2 separate regions of the Homo sapiens genome follow, and region 2 is linked to region 1. Evidence: read pairs that join two places in POLR2A ChIA-PET (ENCODE). Cell type or tissue: A673. All regions are shown on one strand. Links, peaks and the distances in the headings refer to the core of each region. The heading gives the core; the rest is flanking DNA.

What was found. ChIA-PET counts read pairs that join two places held together with the same protein. Peaks named below come from ENCODE experiments on the same cell type or tissue, not always from the same donor. Only the 100,000 strongest peaks of a DNase experiment are listed, where the experiment ranks them.
Region 2: POLR2A ChIA-PET joins it to region 1 with 7 read pairs; 1 of 35 experiments calls an interaction of 5 or more read pairs at or near these places.

The regions. Positions count from the first base shown.
Region 1 is chr16:72,189,874-72,194,274 of GRCh38, reverse strand. It overlaps a transcript of PMFBP1 not described here. Among named protein-coding and RNA genes, the nearest start is that of PMFBP1, 20 kb to the right of the region's middle. In A673, for the core only: no CTCF peak of the experiment used is centred there; a DNase peak (open chromatin) is centred at 2,494.
Region 2 is chr16:71,539,993-71,544,393 of GRCh38, reverse strand. No RefSeq gene overlaps it. Among named protein-coding and RNA genes, the nearest start is that of CHST4, 16 kb to the right of the region's middle. In A673, for the core only: CTCF peaks have their summits at 1,715 and 1,926 (motif pointing right); a DNase peak (open chromatin) is centred at 1,923; H3K27me3 peaks cover 898 bases.

The DNA.
Region 1 (4,401 bases), core at 283-4,282:
TTTTAAACTGGTCTTTAAAAAAGAAAAATAAAGAAAGGGAGCATAGATAATTAGGAAGTAATGAAGACTTTTAAATATAGATGTTGAAATAAACCGGGTAAGGGAATACTTGAAAACATGGTACAATATGTAAATCAGCAGGTCCAGAAATGCACATTCCCCAACCTTAAGAGAATTAGATAATGAACTCGCTGAACTACTGACCATTATTTTCAAAGGCTCCAAGAGATCAGGGGACTATAAAATGAAAATATTTGACCAGTCTTTTACCAAATTAAAAAAAAAAAAAAAAGCAGCCTTGATAATTACCATACCTGCCACTATAGACTCTTCCACCTCATGGGGAGGTTGTAATGACAAATGGAACTAGAAATATTAACCCGCCCTGTGGAAAACTTGGGGAGGTGTGGTTAGCTAGCGGTGGTATGTGTGCGCCATGCTGATGGACTGGAGCCGGGCACATATGATTGGGGTAATACAGATGTTTGAATTTTTGTTCAATAGAATGCATTTGGGGGTTGTGTAATTGTATTTCTTTTTTTTTTTTTTTCCTCACTGATATAAAGTCAGTTTGCATCCCCAGAGAGCACTGCAAGGGAGAAAAGTTCTTCATAGTAGGTATCAATGATTTTAAATTTTCCATCCACAGATGGATAATGGACTATAGGTCACATAAAAAATCTCCAAGCTTTCTCTTTAATAAATAGACTAGTACAAGCTATTTTTCATTTTCAAAAAATAATATATTACTCTTCTAGAAAGACAAAAAATACAGATAAGCAATAATGATAATCACCTAAAATCTTGTCCCTGTTTATACAATTTGGTGTTTTTGCCTCCACAATTTTTTTCATACATATAAATTTATTTATTTATTTATTTTTAGAGACAGAATCTCACTGTGTCACTCAGGCTGGAGTGCAGTGGCACCATCATGGTTCACTTTAGCCTCAAACTCATGGGCTCAAGCAATCCTCCCACCTCAGCTTCTTGAGCAGGTAGGACTACAGGTGTGCACCACTACACCAGGTAATTTTTATTTTATTTTATTGTAGAGACAGAATCTCACTCTGTTGCCCAGGCTGGTCTCGAGCTCCTGGCCTCAAGTGATCCTCTCACCACAGCCTCCCATAGTGCTGGGATTACAGGCGCGACCTACCATGCCTGGCCAGAAGTTATTTTTATAAAAATTAGAGGGTCCTCCATATAGGGTGGTCCATGTAACTGTTGTTATTATATAATTGTTATGTATTATATAGCTGCTTTTTTCCCACTCAATATAACGTGCACATTCTTTCATCATTTTAAATCACTGCATATTTAACCAATAACTTTTGGACATTTAGATTATGTCTTCTTTTTTTTTTTTTTTTGAGACAGAGACTCCCTCTGTCACCCAGGCTGGAGTGCAGTGGCAGGATCTCGGCTCACTGCGACTTTCGCCTCCCGAGTTCAAGCGATTCCGCTGCCTCAGCCTCCTGAGCAGCTGGGACTACAGGCATGTGCCACCACACCTGGCTAATTTTTTGTATTTTAGTAGAGACGGGGTTTCACCATATTGGCCAGGATGGTCTTGATCTCCTGACGTGGGATGGTCTTGATCTCCTGATCTGCCTGCCTCGGCCTCCCAAAGTGCTGAGATTACAGGTGCAAGCCACCACACCCGGCCCTGCAGTTAACATCCTTAAAAAAACATCTTTGCATACTTATTCTATTCTTCCCTTAGAATAAAATCCTGTAAGGGGTAATGCTTGGCCCATTGTATTTTTTTAAGGACTTTAATTCCATCCATATTGCTAAATTACTTTCAAGAAAAAAAGGCAATTAACACTCTACAAACAATACATGAAACTGCAAGTTCCCTTCTACGTGCACCAGCTAGATTTAATAAAATTAAAAATTTTTCAGTACAATAACATATTTAGCATCCTATAACAGTTGAATTGGGACCATTAGGTGAAACAAAATACCTGAGGAAATGTGTGTGTTTTCTAAAGTGACATTAAACTGTTAGGGAATTCTGTCTCTCTCTCTCCTCTCAAACGTGTGTGTCTCTTCTTCCCTCCCTCCTTCCATCTCTTTCTTTCTCTCTCCTTCCCTCCCTCCTCTTAGGAGGATACATATGTGATAAAAGTATTTTTTAATCACAGGTAAATAATAAACACAAAATTCAGGATGGTGGGGAGAGGCAAGGGTCAGAGGAATGCCACAAGGAGAAACACTTAGAAGCCACATATTGGTAATGTTTCAGCTCGCAGGGGATCACACACACGCATTTGATCATTCTGCTTCATAGCTTATGTATATGCTGTAAGCATCTGAATGTATTAGCTACAGAGTGGGGATTATGCATTGCACACTCAGTAGTTAGCAAATTTCATTTTCCAGTATGTAAAATCGGGTTCTCATGTCCCCAAAGAGTAGAAGCAGTTTTTCACTGTTAAAACCAGGCCCGATACTTTACTAGCTGGGTGCCTGCCAGGACAGAGCCTCTTCAGAGGATTCCAGAATTCCCCAGAGAGGTGGCTGTGCCCTCATACCTCAAGAGGAGAACTCCTCCCTGCTGGAGAACCAGGAATGGAGAAAAATGAACCAGAACGTACAATAGATACAACTTCTCAAGGAATTACCTAAGGCTCAGGACTATGACCTTACCCATTCTTCTGTACTTTTCTAAAAATAGATCCCCAATTCTGGTAAACTGTTCAGAGAAAATAGCCTATTTTTAAAGGAGAGCTCCTAAATAGCTAAATCATTTTGCTTAAGCAATGAGCCAAGTCGCTTCTAATGAGGTTGTAGCATTACTGGAAATAAGAGATATATTTAAATAAATAGTCCATACATTGCTCCAATAAATCACTTGAAAAATATTCTCGAATGTACTAAATGTGTTTTTAGTGGCATGTGCCTGACCTTTCTGGAAGAAGAAAGATAATGCTAGAACATTTTGAGAATAAACATTTATCCAAATTAGTAGGCAAGACACTAGTAAAATTGTTTTACATTTTCTTAACACCTTTAACTATACCCTGCGCTTCCGAAACAATTTATTTTTCCTACCTTTAATAAAATACAGAATCTGTCTGTAAAGTAGCAGGAATATAGGGGCAGAAAGTTTTTTGATGACCCAATGAGAAATCCTATAATGGCCCTATTACCTCAAGGCCTCGGGCAGGATGGATGGATGTATTTGCAGCATTTCCTGAAATGACTTGCAGGCCATAAAATTTTCATGTTTTATGACTGTATTTCCAAGTGTTTTAAAATCAGTGTCATGTTCTTTTTTCATAATATTCACAATAAAAATGTGAATAAGACCCATTCATTCATTCAACAAACACACGAAGAACCTTCTCTTTGCCTGGTACTCCGTTAAGGAAGCCTAGGTCTTCCCTCAAAGTCCTCACGATCTAAGATGTCCTATAAAGCTTCCTGTATTAAATCTGCAACTGAACCTGTTAATGTTATGCTTCACTGCCTGAAAGAAATAATAATTACATTGTGCCCCAAAGAGTGTGTGCTCAGATTGAGGTGTGCCAGAGAGAAGTTCTGAGGCTCAGTCTTCTTCATCTGGTCTGCCTCCCCAACCCCACCTCTCTCTCACCCCTGCAACTCTCTGTTCTCCCGCCTGCCTCTGACCCCAAGCTAGGCTCACTCTCTTTCCTTCCATCCCATTTCACTCCCTCTCTGTCTCTCCCTTTCCCTTTCTTTTCTCTCTCTCCCCTCTTCCCTTTATTATGAAACTTCTAGAAAGACATTCACAGCACTCTCTCTTCCCATCAGTTCTTCATCAGTAAGTGTAACTGCAGTCCTCTGTTCTACCCACCCTGTGTTCACTGAGGTCAGAAGCAAAATTGCCTTTGCAAAGATTATGACAGTGAGAGAAATCAAGCATGGCTGAATCCATCTTGCCTCTAGCTTCACGAGCTGGCTGTCCACACTCATTCCTGGGTATAGGCCAAGTTAACCATGGGAGGAATTTCGTTCATGGTTTAACTTTGAAGCAAGGATGATAATAGTCCGTCCCTAAAACCAACCCCCTCCTTGCTCAGAGACTGAATAAAACTAACAAAGGTCAGGAGATTAGGATTATGGGAGAGGCCTGAATTCTACTTAAAATGTAGACATAGTTTCTATAATCCCTTACTGCTTAGGAGTCATGTAGCCAAAGGTCACAAGATTTGTGACTTCCCCGATTGCTGCTATAGATAACGTTGCTAGTGTAGAACCTAAGATTGGTTTTTTGAGATTTTTTTTCAGAATTTTGCATTCTAACAACTGACTGACTGCCTGCCAAGACCCGTGACTCATGACTCAACCAGTCCCATGACACTCACCCAGAGGCAGACTCAGCATACAAGGACTATTTTCCACACCCCTATGATTTTATCCTCAACTAAT
Region 2 (4,401 bases), core at 402-4,401, 650 kb after region 1:
TCACTCTGTTGCCCAGGCTGGAATGCAGTGACACAATCACGGATCACTGCAGCCTCGACCTCCCAGGCTCAAGAGATCCTCCCTCCTCGGTCTCCTGAGTAGCTGGGACTACAGTGTGCACTAACACTGCTAGCTAATTTTTGTATTTTTTTTGTAGAGACAGGGTTTCACCATGTTGCCCAGGCTGGTCTTGAACTCCTGAGCTCAAGCGACCCACCTGCCTCAGCCTTCCAAAGTGCTGGGATTATAGGCGTGAGCCAAAGCTGGGCCCAACAGTATATTTGTGATATTAAAATTTTGTATGGGGGTGGCGATTAGGTGGCGATTAGGAAAACAATGTCTACAAGGCTCGCTGGAGTAGTGGTTGGGGATGATAATGAGGAAAAAAAATAAAAAAAGGTTGAGAAACACTGATCTCAATCTTGCAGTGCCTACAGAGCTTTTTGGCATTCGTGAATGGTGTCTCTGTTTCCAGTCACACATGTTTGTCCAGCACATTTGCTTCAGGCTTCATTCATCCTGCCCGTTTTACCCGAGGCCCTAAATGATCATGTTTTGCCTCTTTAAACCCTTTCCTCTTCTGGCCACAGGTGCCTGAATTAGGGTGGACATGAGCCATGACTAGTTAAGGCACAGCGAGTGACTGGTCCCAGGAAGGCTGGCTGCACCTCACTTCCTCTCCTGAGTCTTTTCTTGGTTCACCTCGTGTGACGCAGCTCTGTAGTTTTGTAACAGCTACTCTACCAACTATCCTTTTGAGATGGTTACTAATGGAGTGGGTATCAAAAAGCCCTGGTTATATCTCCCCAGTCAGGACATTTGGGCTGGTGGCACATGCGTTTGAATGAGGTTGGATGAGATGAAAGGGAAATCCATTTGAGTCATCAGCTCTTTATCCTTATCCCTGGTTGGTGTAGAGTGGGGGTTTTCAACAGCTGCACGATTGACATTTTGGACCAAATAATTCTTTGTTATAGGAAACTGTCCTGTGCTTTGTAGGATGTTATTTAACAGCATCCCAGGCCCCTACATGGTAGATGCCAGTAACACTGAATCCCCCGCTCTCCAGTTGTGACAATCAAAAATGTCTACAGATAAATAGATAAAATTATTGTCAATTAAAAATAAAATATAGTTGGGCATGGTGGCTCACACCTGTAATCCCAGCACTTTGGGAGAGTGAGGAGGGTGGATCGCTTGAGGACAGGAGTTCGAGACCAGCCTGGCCAATATGGTGAGACCCCGTCTCTACTAAAAATACAAAAACTAGCCAGGCATGGTGGTGCGCACCTGTAGTCCCAGCAACTCAGGAGGCTGAGGCAGGGGAATTGCTTGAACCTGAGAGGCGGAGGTTGCAGTGAGGTGAGATCACATCACTGCATTCCAGCCTGGGTGACAGAGTGAGACTCCATCTCAAAAATAAATAATAATAATAATAATAATAATAATAATAATAATAATAATAATACTAAAATAAAAAAAGTCTCCAGACATTGTCAAGTGTTCCCTGTGGGACAAAATTGCCTCCAGTTGAGAACCACTCATGTAGAGAACCTAGAAGATCAGGAAGTATAAATCTCATCATTTCAGCATGATCAGAAATGCCATAGAAGGGTTCAGATCAGAAATGGGAGAAAAGCATTGTAATCATGATATTCACAGCTAATGCTGAGTGAGTGCTCGCTAAGGACGTTCCACACACTGACTCATTAGCCCTTCCAGTAACTCCAAGGAGTCGTCCTGCTGTTTCCACCCACTCTATACTTGAGGGATTTAAGACATGGGGATGTTGAGGAACTTGCCTGAGGTCACGTAGCTGGTAATAGTGGAGTCACCCAGGCAGCCCGGTTCCAGTGCCCCAGCGCTCGGGAGTGCATAACCTCTCTGTCTTACCGTCACGGTTCTACTTCCTTATCCTCCAGGGGGCGCACGCAGCACAGTACCAAGCACACAATAGGTTCTCATTAGACTCATTGATTCTGTCCATACTGACATTGGCATCTACTGGGGCACTCTGCCCCTAGATCTCTGCATGGCAACCTCCTTTACTTGGAGGTGGTCTCTGCTGCAATCCCACGTTCTCTGCGAAGAAGTCTCCTATTGCCTCTGTAGAATAGCACCCTCCTTCACTGCCAAGCCCCTTCCCCTTATTTTTCTTTATAGTACTTAGCATCTGACATATATTTTTTGTTCTCTTGCCCCCAACAGACTAAAATGTCTGTTGTATGAAAGGAGAGGCTTTGCCTGTTGTGTTTGCTGCTGTATCCACAGCACCTAGAACATTCCTAGGCATATAGTAGATGCCCATTAAGTGTGTGGAAAAAATGAATACATCCCTTAGCCAAGTGCTATATTCAAATTTCCTTACTCTGGTTATTGGTTACTACTTTTCCTCATCACTGCATTGAAAAAAACAAAACAAAACAAAAAACACAAAAAAACCTTTCTCTGAATGACCAGGCACCTTTATCCAGAAGTGGGGCATAACCCTTGACACAAGGGGCAATGGATTGGGGATCCTCGACTAATGCCTGTCAGAGGTTTATTGTTAACTGGACTAGGTCACTTACAGAGTTTATTTTTAATTTTGCTTTGTCAGTCTGTGAAAGTAATTCAACAGTGTCATGATAATGTACATAGTTAATGAAGTTAATTTATATTTAGCTTGGGTCTAAATCACATAATAAATTATAAATGATATTTTGAGAAACATATTATGGACAATTCAATGGCAGATTTTTGCATAAAAATTAACAGAAGTTGATTCTATCTTTCTCCATAACCACTATTCATAAGTTGAAAAAATGTAGTTTTAATGAAAATGTATTAAAAACTTAGCAACTGCTCTCATTCTATAGAAAATGAAGCCACGGCTGGGCACAGTGGCTCATGCCTGTAATCCCAGCATTTTGGGAGGACAAGGCAGGCAGATCACCTGAGGTCAGGAGTTCAAGACCAGTCTGACCAACATGGCGAAAGCCCGTCTGTACTAAAACATACAAAAATTAGCCGGGCGTAGTGGCAGACGCGTGTAATCTCAGCTACTCGAGAGGCTGAGGCAGGGGGAATTGCTTGAGCCCAGGAGGCAGAAGTTGCAGTGAGCAGAGATCGTGCCACAGGACTCTAGTCTGGGTGACAGAGTGAGAACGCATCTCAACAAACAAACAAACAAACAAACAAAAAAACAAATAAAATGGAGCCACATAGTAACTATAGATAGAAAAGTAGTTAAGTTACTGTTGGCACCCTTTTGCCTCAAACACATTCCCTTCTCACCATCCAGATAATTATTTATAAAGTTTGAGACCTCCACCCCCCGACTCCCAGTTGCAAACATAGGACTTGGAGCAGTTGCCTAGTTTGGCATTTTGTAAAGAAATCTATTGCTGTATTGCAATTAGGCAATTCAGGCTGTTATGGTTACATTAGACTTGAGAGAAGCTCATTCCCTAAACCCTAAAAATCAGCTTTGAGAAATATGATCAATTCACCCCTAATCTAGGTTTAAACTCATGCACAGACCCTATGCAGCTAGACAGGCTAAGGTGGAAAGAAACACCTTTCTGTTGCTGGGGGTTGGGGATGGAACAGATGCCTCTGAATTAGGAAGGATGTCTTGCAGAACACCATCCTCTATGCTTGTCACCAGTTCTCATGTCCCCAAATGCCTCATATCTCAATTGAGTGTTGCCATTCTCACCACTGAATCCCAGCTCCAGCCTCCTGAACACTTCAACAAGAGACTGTGCCATTGTTCACTGCAGCCTTGTTCAACACTGGGTCAGGCTTTTAAGATTATATAGCATTTTTTTTTTTTTTAAGACAGAGTCTTGCTCTGTCACCCAGGCTGGAGTGCAGAGGCACTGTCTCGGCTCACTGCAACCTCTGCCTCCCGGGTTGAAGCAATTCTCCTGCCTCTGCCTTCCGAGTAGCTGGGATTACAGGTGTGCACCACCACACCCGGCTAATTTTTGTATTTTTAGTAGAGACATGGCTTGTCCATGTTGGCCAGGCTGGTCTCAGATTCCTGACTTCAAGTGATCTGCCCACCTTGGCCTCCCAAAGTGCTGGGATTACAGGCATGAGCCACCACACCCAGCCTATATAGCATGATTTTATATTATGCACTCTATGCTATATAAAAATGCCATGATATTATATATTCTTTAAACTTTTTGGCCTAGGAGGATGGGGCTGAATTAGGGATTAGATGATACACATATAAAAATGAATTTAGACCAGAATTGTCCAATCAAACTTTTGCAATGGTGGACATTATATCTATGCTGTCCAATACAGTAGCCACTAGCCTCACGCAGCTATTGGGTCCTTGAAATGTGGCTAGTGTGACTGAGGAGCTAAAAATTTATTAAATTTTAATTAACTTAAATCTAAACAACT